4 separate regions of the Mus musculus genome follow, and all the other regions are linked to region 3. The links are chromatin loops, found by intact Hi-C in ENCODE. Cell type or tissue: left cerebral cortex. All regions are shown on one strand.

Region 1 (2,500 bases), 100 kb after region 3:
ACACAGATGTACATGCAAGCAAAACACCCATGCACATAACATAAAGATAAATAAATCCTTACAGGGGTGGGGTGAGAGGGTATTGGAGTGCATGTGGCTTGGAGTGGGAGGAGGGGACAGTTGGAAGAGGAGGAAGTAGAGCAGGAGGAGCAAGGAAGGCAAAGGGGGAAGAGGAAGAAACCAGAGTAGAGGATAAAGACATGTGGGAAATGCCAGAGTCAAGCCCATCACTTTGTGTGCCAACTTTTAAAAATGGCCAAAAACTCCATTATGCCAAGTGAAAGAAGCCAAGTTTCAACGTTCTGCCTTGAGTCATTCCTTGACCTGCTGGGAAAGGCAGATCTGGTGAGGTTAGATAGGTGTGGCCAGGGCATAAGGGGGAGAGGGAGGCTTGAATTCAAATGACAGAGGACATTTTTGGAGAGTGAACGTCTCTACAATTTTATTGCGTGGCTACATGTTTCTAACGCTCTTCTCAGTATCCTACTGTGTTCCCCAAACAGAAACCTCACTGGGTATGAATTAACCAGCTGTCTCCCCGCATCACAAGGACGCAATCTCTCCAGGTGCCGCGGGCCGAGATATATTTTTCAGTATAATTTTGGGACTGGCTTCAACAGTGTTAGCTGCTCCTTCCCTCACCTTCCACGGGACCTGAAGTCTCATCTGGTGGCATTCATTCCATATACTCTGGTTACCCCTTCTCTATGGGGACGGTCCAGCTCCTGCTCCACTGGGGATGATGTGAAAATACAGTTCAGCACTTCAGTCAGGATGTCAGGTTAACTGTAATCATGGGCGGGTGGTGAGCAGGCCTCTGAGGGGCCAGGACCCAGCAAGGGGAAGGCGTGGTGGGAGGAGACCAGAGTGTCGCAGACAGGACGCTGGACACTGCCACAGAAGCGGGCGATGTTCAGGGAACAGGGAGGAACTTGTGACATGAACACACTGGGTTGACCTCACAGCTTGGCTCCAGGCTGGCTCTGGGCATGGGCCAGTCTCTTTCTCAGCTTTAATTTTCCACTCTTCCAGATCGGTGCAGTCCCTAGTCACAGCAGGCTCAGTCCTCAAACCCACGCCCTCCTAACTGACGCTACCGACACTGTCTTGTGCAGCATGACAGCCTCTTTAAAGCTATGTATCTCGATTGATTCAGGGGAAAGAGCATTAGACTCCCCCCCCCCCCCCACTCCCACAGAAGTAGAGAGACCCAGAAGGTTCCTTGATTTGTCTGAAAGTCACCTTTTGAGGACTGCGGCCTGGACCCCTTCCATTCCTTATGTTTTGCTGCCCCCTACTGGACACCCAATTGCAAACAACAGTTCTATAGTGGGCTTCTGTTTATTTATGTAAAAAGTATTCATTGATAACCTATAGTGTGCTAGAGACATTCAGACATGGTCTGAACCCATGGAAAAGATGAAACCACACAAATGATTACTTAATTACAGTTATATGATCTCTGTGAAGTACGAGATCTAGGGTACAAAATAGGGTGTGTGGCCTAGTCCAGAAGTTCAGGGAATCTTGCATAAAGTGGAATCCATAGGAAAAACTTACTGGCTGGCAATGGAGAAAGCTAAGGCCATATTAAGGGTGCTGCACAGGTCTCTAGGATGAGTATAGAAGAATCTGGAATGCGGTTGAGACCACTTAGGAGGAGATGAGATTTTGAGTGACAAGAACAGGAGCTTGGCTTGGTCTGCTGCAGTTGGGAAATTCCACGAGGAAGGAAAGCATAAGGCTAGGTGAGTGGCGGGGCTGAGGATGTAGTAGGTTGGGATCTACACTAGCACCCTTGGGGATAAAACTTTGGGGCTGTCATGTGTGCAGAGAGAGTGCAGGTAGTATTTTAACTGCAGTGATGGACGGACACATAGAATAGGAAGAGGGCTTCTAAGCATCCTGAGAAATCCCTGCAGTTACGGTGAAGAGATAGAACCAGTGAACGAAAACTCAAGGGAAGGCCCAGAGAGTTAAGGAGAATAAACAGCTTAAAAAACAACTCAAGGTAGACAAGATGGCCCAGCAACTGAAGGTGCTTGCTGCCAAACCTGAGGACCCAAGTTCAAGTCACATAGTGGGAGGAAAGAACTGACTCCCCACAAGTTGTGCTATGGTATGTTCCCATGCACAATTAAATAATTAGGTGGTTTTTTTTTTTTTTTTTGAGATGTAGAAGAGCCAAGGGAGTGAGTGTGACTTGGGTGAAAAGTTCAAGGGCAGCTCATCAAAGCAAGTCACAGGCAAGTTCTTCCTTCATAGGCCATGTGGAAAAAGTGGGTTTAAGGTGGCACTCAGGGTCTGAGCCAGTCTCATGGGCTGTGGCTTCTTCACTCACATGGGGCCCCACAGGGTTTAAATGTTCCACTTCTACCATTTTCAAATGCTTAGATTTGAACTCACTTTGTAGCCAATGATGACCATTCCCCTGATCCTCCTGCCCCCCTCCCTAATGCTGGGATTAACACACACACACATATGTGTATAAATATATGTG
Region 2 (2,500 bases), 150 kb after region 3:
TCCCTGTCCTGTGCCTGTCATGTGATCCATGGGCTGGCTAGATCCTTGGGGAAACACGCTGAGATAGAGTTGGGATGAGGGGTTCTGGTTAAGGAGACAGCTTTAGAATCAACAGCTGTGGCCAGAAGGATGGAGAAGCCAGTCAAGACAAGGGGGAAAGCAGAGGAGACACAGACCTGGTGCTAACTCAGCCCCTTAATGGAAATGCTGAAGCTAGAATGGCCGGCCCATCAGAGCCATTCCATGCTGGGTGCAAAAGGGGGACTACACCATCACAGAAGAGCTGGAGGCTGCCTGCTGGTACACCCCAGACACTAGGAAGTACCCTTCATCAAATGGGAGCTGCAAAACAGGTCTCCATGGCACTGGGTGGAAGAGAAGAGCCACCCCATTTTCCTTCGTAAGGTCTCCCCAGCAAACTTCAATCACTAAGAATCAGGCCACATAGGCTAGCCCCTTTCTGCCTCTCACTAAGCGACTGGCTCTAGGCATGCCCCTTGGCCTTCCTTAAGACTCTGTATATGTCAGACTGACTTGACAGAGTTTTGCAGGTCAGAATAAAGTATTTTAAAAACTGGACCAGAAAGTGATTTGTAAAAACACTTTAAAATGGCCACCTTCAGGGTTAAGAGTGCTTATTGCTCTTGCAGAGGACCTGGGTTCAGTTCCCAGTACACACATGGGGGCTCACAAGTGCTTCTAGCCAGCTCCAAAGAACCCAGTGCCCTCTTCTGATGTCTGCAGGCTCATGCACACATGCCTTGTACATTCATTCATACACTCAGACACAAACCCATACACATAAATGAATTTTTAATAAAACTCTAGGTTTGTACTATCTTCTGAGTCATGTTCCTACTGCAGCTCTCGTACCTCTTTGATCCTCTCAACAAAGTGTTCACAGGCCATGTGTGGGTTTTACCATCTTTTTTACCATGCTGGGATTCCCACCAGACCGGGGCCAAGCCCAACTGATATTGGTAACTCTCTGCTGCCCTCCCGTGGTCACTCCTGGCCATGGCAGTCTCCTTTCAAGTCTTTCCACACCTCTCCCACACCCATCTGCCTCTTGTCTCATAGTCTTGGACAGCAGGAGGCTGATGTAGAGTTAGTTACATCCTGTCTTCTTTAAAGAGTTGGAAGAAACAGATGGACAGACTCTATGGGAGGTTGTGAGTCTGAGCCCCAGGGTTGGGGTTGGGTTGTTGGGCCTGGGCCCTGGGGCTGAGATCACTGAATTCAGAGGTAAAAACCTGCCACCTGCCTCTCTCCTCTTCACTTCCCCCATTCCTCCCGCCTCCCAGGATCGCTGGTTCTGGCGCCTGCGCAATAACCGGGTGCAGGAAGGCTACCCCATGCAGATCGAACAGTTCTGGAAGGGCCTGCCCGCCCGCATAGACGCAGCCTATGAAAGAGCTGACGGGAGATTCGTCTTCTTCAAAGGTAACGTGGGCGTTTCCACGTCCCTTTTGAGGCTTCCTTTTTCCTATCGAAACCAGAAGAGGTGGTGTGGGAAACAGATGCCCTGCATGGGCTGACAATGACTTCTGAAGGGTCAGGTTTCTGCAGAAAGGAAACTCTGGGAAGTCAAGAAAGGGCCAAAGTTGATGGGGTGAAAAATTCCATCCATACAAAGTCCAGGGCAAGACAAGGAAGGCCACCCATACTTCACTAGAGGTCATTCTCTCAGTTCTGTAAGAGCGCAAGCACACCAACAGGATAGAGGAAAGGGGAAAGAGGGGGAAGCAAGCTAACATGCCTAGCCTGGGCTAGCTCTGTTCTGAGTTGTTTCATATTGGTAACCTTGACTTAACCTAATGTTGAGCAGCCGGGGATCTTGGGAAGGCACAGGATATAAGGGGGTGGGGCTGTACCATCAGAGTTAGGAGAGGGTATAGCAGATGAAGGAGTGTGAGGATCTGAGACAGCCGTGAGTTGATGTGTGGAGAGTGCATTAAGTCCCGAGTGCTGTGCAGTGTTGACATGAGCCAGCCACGTCAAGGACAGAGGAACTTGGATGCATGGGAAATTGGTGACTTTCTGCCTATGGGTCAGGCTTTGAATTGGCAGAGCCTTGTTGTGGTCCAGGTGTGAATGTTTATGAACAGTTGACCAGTGTGTACAAAAAAACTAAGTAACTCGCTGGGCAGTGGTGGTGCACGCCTTTAATCCCAGCACTTGGGAGGCAGAGGCAGGCGGATTTCTGAGTTTGAGGCCAGCCTGGTCTACAGAGTGAGTTCCAGGACAGCCAGGGCTACACAGAGAGACCCTGTCTCAAAAAAAACAAAAACAAACAAACAAACCAAAAACCCTAAGTAACTGCAGCTTCCTCCATCCTGAGACTGCTCACCTACAGGGGCTTCCACTGGGACTGCTCCACCTGACCCCAGCTGTGGGGAGCAGTAGCATGCGATGTCATAGGAGTGGCTAAGATCACCAAAAAACAAAAGAGGGTCAAGACAAGCTACACCTGTAATCCCAGCCCTTGGAAGGCAGAGGT
Region 3 (2,500 bases):
GCATGTACACATTCAAGTATTTACACTCCACATTCATTAAGATCTGCTCTCACCACACACAGGATAAGATCTGCATTTCCTGGCTGGGCAGTGGTGTCCCACGCCTTTAATCCCAGCACTTGGGAGGCAGAGGCAGGTGGATCTCTGGAGTTCGAGGCCAGCCTGGTCTACAGAATGAGTTCCAGGACAGCCGGGACTACACAGAGAAACCCTGTCTTGAAAAACAAAAAACAAAAGCAACAAAAAAAGATCTGCATTTTCTGACTTTCAATGAAGCCAAACATTTATTTATGGCTCACCTATTTCCCCTTTTGTTAACTAGGCTACGTCTTTTTCAGGTTGATTTGTAGGAATTTTTTATCAATTCTGAATATGAATCCTCTGTTTGCTGCACGAATTGTAGGCACCATTTCCACTTTAGTTACACATGTAACATCAAGGCACCTACAGAGCGTGGTGGAACCTATCACCTACTTGGGTAGCACAGACAGGAATAAGAAGGCTTGAGGGAGCAGGTTGGCAGAGCTGGGAAGGAGCAATGACTGGCTCCAACCCTGAGAGCCAGGGAGCACAGGGTTCCTGCACTGACAGCCGCTCTCACACACTGGACCGAGCACATGATTCTTGGGAAATAACAAAGACATTTTATCAAAGAGCACAAAGGGACTGTCTGGGGACTGGACACATTGGGAATATGTCCCCACAGACAATGGGACACTTGTGATGCTTCTGCCTGGGTAACAGCAGGCAAGGCCTAAGTGAAAGCTGGGTAACAGTGTGTGGGTACTCTCCCTTCTGCTACAGCAACCTCCGGGAGACTATGCAGCAATGATAAGAAATCTGCCAATCGGCAATCAACAGGGAGAGAAGCATGGCGAGGAGCGAGAACGTAAACGAGGCCCTAACGAGCTTCTGTCATGACTTTAGCATAGTGTATATGAGTGTATTTTTACAAGTCTGTGAGTTTCTGAAGAGAAAACTATAATGTTCTCATCTTTTTATTGCTATTTTTTGAGACAATATCTCACTCTTGCCCTTAAACCTGTGATGAGCTACAGAGTAAGTGTCATGGTAGTGCACAGCTTTATTCCCAGCATTCAGGAGCAGAGGCAGGCAGATCTCTATTCAAGGCCAGCCTGGTCTACAGAGTGAGTTCCAAGACAGCCAGGGCTACACAGAGAAACCCTGTCTTGTAAAACAACAACAAAACAAAAACAAAACAGGAAGGAGAAAGAATGGCTGGATATCAGAACTTACAATATCTTATGTTTAAGGAAATTAACCAACTTGAGCTGAAGGCTGGTAAGAAAATATAAAGGTAGATTAAGTAAGCAAAGGCCAAACATTGCCACTAGAGGGAGCACACACGGATCTAAAGCTCAATCAGAGAGCTGGCTTGTGAGCACTCCCCGCCAGTACACAACAGCAGAAGCACGCTAAGAACAACTTGTTCCACTAATGTTAATGAGGAGCAATTTCATCTTAGCAAGGAACGCTAAAAATCACACTAAATTCACCACATCGAGGTGAGGTTTGTGTTTCATACTCTTTGACTTACCTTATATTTACTTACATGGTTCACAGCCATGGATGGAACCCAGCGGCATAAGGAGCACAAGCTAACTTTATATCTCACCTATCTCAGAACACTATGAGTGGAAGAGCATCTTTGAAAGGAGCCCTGTCTAAACCAGGCTCAACAATCCAGTGCCCAAAACACCCTCCCACAGCAGCAGAGCACAGCTCACCTTCTTAACACCCAAAATGTCTTCAATGAGAGTCGCTGTTTGTAAGAATGTCTTCTTACTTGTCATCAGTGTGAACAGAAAAATCACAAAATCATTCTTTTCTGCCAAACGCTTCGTTACTCCTTCCGTCTGTCACAGGGAGAAAGGAGAAAAGGCAGAATAGCTTGTGACCATAACAGAGAACACTATTCCAGATGCAGAAAATAACCCCATCTTGGAAAACTAGCATGAGCCAACAAAGCTAGGAAGTCATGTGTACTGTGGCAAATATGTGAAAAATAACTCCTGGCCTTCAGACCATACAACAGGGAGCCGAATTTGGAGCTAGGAATGGGGTGGGGTGGGGGGGGTGGAGTGGAGCAGGAGGCAACTAACAGCTTCAGATGGCTTAAAATCTAAGGCCCTAATAGCTCCATTTAGAGAATCAATCGTCCAGACAAAAGCCTGCTGACTAATGTGAGCAGCCCCACCTAGAACACAAGCAGGCGTGTGAGGTGATGCTTCCTAAGAGGGCGGTGCAAGGCTCCTGCAGGAGCCTCGGCCTGAACACACTCACTGCCCAAAGCATGACCACTGAGGGCAGAGTCCATCTAGGTGACCCTGACAAATGACTTCTCACCGGGACCTCCATGGCTTCACCTGTACATGGTTATCTCCTAAGTCTAGGAGGGCTCCAGTGAGGGAGGACAGTGAACCCTGCCTATACAGGAAGCCTCTCTCACTTAGCCACAGTGATCTTGGAGAACCAATAG
Region 4 (2,500 bases), 92 kb after region 3:
AGCCAACTTCACCCTGAAGCAGCTCAATGCCTACAACCGGACTCGGTATGAACTGCAGGAATTTCTTCAGGACACTTGTGTGGAGTTCCTGGAGAACCACATCACCACGCAAAACATGAAAGGTCTGAGGGGATTCTGGCCCTGCCTGTGTGTTGGGGAGGGCATGACTGCCAGGCAAATGAAGGGACATGAGGGATCCCTTGAGCAACAAAATGAGGAGGCTGGAGACTCAGGCGAGGGTACATCCACAAAGCCTAAGTCACTGGGTGACGTCCTTTGAAAGTATAGATGCCTTGGGGTTCGACCCAGACTTCAGACTCCTTGGGGGTATGCTCTTAAACTCACTTTTTGCCTGTTCTGCAGGGAGCCAAACAGGTCGCTCTTACACATCACTGGTCCTGGGCATCCTGATGGGCTGTTTCATAATCGCTGGTGTGGCCGTGGGCATCTTCATGTGCACAAGTGGACGGCGTTGCTAATTATCTAATTATTCTCCAGGCCCCTTGGAGAAAGGGCTGGACTGGTGGGGGCTGGTAAGGGAAGGTCGTAGCTCATATGATGCCAAACAGACTCCCCCAGTGGGCCATCACATCTCAGGAGGTTAAAAGCAACAACTCCAGGTCTGTCTGCCTAAGAAGTGTGTGTGTGGGAGGGGGCAGTATGTAGACAACAAAGTAACGGGTTTGCAAAGGACTTGAGAGCATTTGTGCTTTGTGTAGCTGGTCTGAGAAGTGGGTGCTTAATTGTGGAAATCAGACCATAGACTTGGGGGGAGGCTGGGAGGTCTGTGATCTCCCTGAATAGGCAGACTTACTGTAGGCATTCAAAACATCTTACTAAATAAAAGAAGTTGTCTGTAACCAAAATCAAACATAGTTAATGTGTCCAGGTGTATCCAACTTGGGAAGGGACACTGGAATGACAGGGAAGAAAGAACCACAGAAATATCACCGTTGTGAGGTTGAACAATATGGGAGCAGTGAATTCATAAATATTAAATTTCTTATTTATGTAAAAGGTGTACTTATATCTTCTATTTTATTAAAACTTCTGAAAAAAAAAAGTATAGCCCATACCCTTTGCTCTGTTTCCTCATCTGTCAATCACTTGGTGGCCTCTCTAGGACGTGTTCACAGATCACCAGTAAGCTGACACCATTAGCTATGACATGTACCTCGTTTGACTCTGTGAGCTGGGAATTCTATTTAAGTTTCCTTCTGAGACACTGTGACGTGAACAAATCGTTCTGGGTCAATCTCAACCCCTTTCTTCATACACCTTGGAGATGCCGTCTTCCTTAAAATGCCCTCCCCACCCCTTTATGGCTATGCCCTGACTTGCAGGGCTTCAAATATTTATTTCTGGTGGTTTCTGTGGACAAACAATACAATTTAATATTTAAGAGCATGTATTCAGGGCTGGAGAAATGACTCAATAGTTACAAAAGTCCAGAGCTGGTTGCCAGTGTCTACCATGTCAACAGCTTACAACAGCCTATAACTTCAGTGCTGAGGGATCTGGCGCCCTCTTCTGGTCTCCTGGGACACTGGTGACACACACACAGACACACACTAAATGTTTTTTAATTTTTAAGAACTTTTTTTTGTGGGGGGAGGGGCATCCCAGGCAGAGTTTCTCTGTGTAGCTCTGGCTGCCCTAAAACTTGCTCTGTAGACCAGGCTGGCCTGGAACTCAGAAATCCACCTGCCTCTGCCTCTGCCTCTTGAGTGCTGAGAATCAAGGCATGTGCCACCACCCCAGGTTTAAGAACATTTTAAAATCAGACTTCAGTTTTAAATCTTGGAGCCAGGTATTTAGTGTCTCCAAACTCTTACTTACTTCATTCATAAAAGGAATAATAAAATATTCAAAAAGGATAAACAAAGACACCTACCTCGAGCAGACCTTATGGATATTAGGAAAATCAATACAAGTAGGAGAGTACACGTATGGTTTAGGAGTACGGCTGAACCCCACATTAGCACTAAGTTTTCCCAGGGAACCAACTCCAAGGCATCACAAAGGTTAGGCAGGCTCCTGGCACTGAAGAGTCTTCTCTGCCCAGCTCTGGCTCCTTTTATGTTGTGTTTATTTTAGACAGGCTCTTACTATGTGGGCCAGGCTGGCCTTGAACCTGTGATCCTTCTTCCTCAGCACCCCCAAGCTGTGGATTACAAGAATGCCTAGTGTACACTCGGGAGGCAGAGGCAGGTGGGTTTCTGAGTTCGAGGCCGGCCTGGTCTACAGAGTGAGTTCCAGGACAGCCAGGGCTACACAGAGAAACCCTGTCTCAAAAAAACAAACAAACAAACAAAAGAATGCCTAGTGTACCCAGTTCCCCTTGAATATCTGAATATCTTGAGGATATTCAGAATCAACAATTGAGAAATCAATTTTATTGCCTTTTCCCCTCTCTCCTGTGATTTAATAACTGGTCAAAGTTAAAAGGAATACATCCACGTAGTGTCATGGAGCGACCTCAGTGGGAAGCTGTATGACT

Evidence for each region. Hi-C counts contacts between places; a loop is a spot of excess contacts. Peaks named below come from ENCODE experiments on the same cell type or tissue, not always from the same donor. Only the 100,000 strongest peaks of a DNase experiment are listed, where the experiment ranks them.
Region 1: a loop joins it to region 3, with 4 times the contacts of the local background. A loop is called at or near these places in 33 of 42 quality-filtered maps.
Region 2: it touches region 3 in a loop (5-fold over the local background); 2 of 42 quality-filtered maps call a loop at or near these places.
Region 4: a loop joins it to region 3, with 3 times the contacts of the local background. A loop is called at or near these places in 33 of 42 quality-filtered maps.

What each region holds. Positions count from the first base shown.
Region 1 is chr2:155,763,921-155,766,420 of GRCm38, forward strand. No RefSeq gene overlaps it. Among named protein-coding and RNA genes, the nearest start is that of Mmp24, 10 kb to the right of the region's middle. In left cerebral cortex, a CTCF peak has its summit at 1,317 (motif pointing left); a DNase peak (open chromatin) is centred at 1,280.
Region 2 is chr2:155,810,913-155,813,412 of GRCm38, forward strand. It overlaps Mmp24 (matrix metallopeptidase 24), which reads left to right. Exons shown (of 9, transcript NM_010808.4): 7 at 1,305-1,443. Among named protein-coding and RNA genes, the nearest start is that of BC029722, 7.1 kb to the right of the region's middle. In left cerebral cortex, a CTCF peak has its summit at 1,004 (motif pointing left); a DNase peak (open chromatin) is centred at 1,024; H3K27ac peaks cover 594 bases.
Region 3 is chr2:155,661,909-155,664,408 of GRCm38, forward strand. Trpc4ap (transient receptor potential cation channel, subfamily C, member 4 associated protein) reads right to left here. Exons shown (of 19, transcript NM_001163452.1): 6 at 1,749-1,877. Among named protein-coding and RNA genes, the nearest start is that of Gm22334, 10 kb to the left of the region's middle. In left cerebral cortex, a CTCF peak has its summit at 1,348 (motif pointing right); DNase peaks (open chromatin) are centred at 701 and 1,369; H3K27ac peaks cover 1,426 bases.
Region 4 is chr2:155,754,406-155,756,905 of GRCm38, forward strand. It overlaps Procr (protein C receptor, endothelial), which reads left to right. Exons shown (of 4, transcript NM_011171.2): 3 at 1-122; 4 at 364-1,073. The coding sequence ends at 479. Among named protein-coding and RNA genes, the nearest start is that of Procr, 4.4 kb to the left of the region's middle. In left cerebral cortex, a CTCF peak has its summit at 1,526 (motif pointing left); a DNase peak (open chromatin) is centred at 1,518.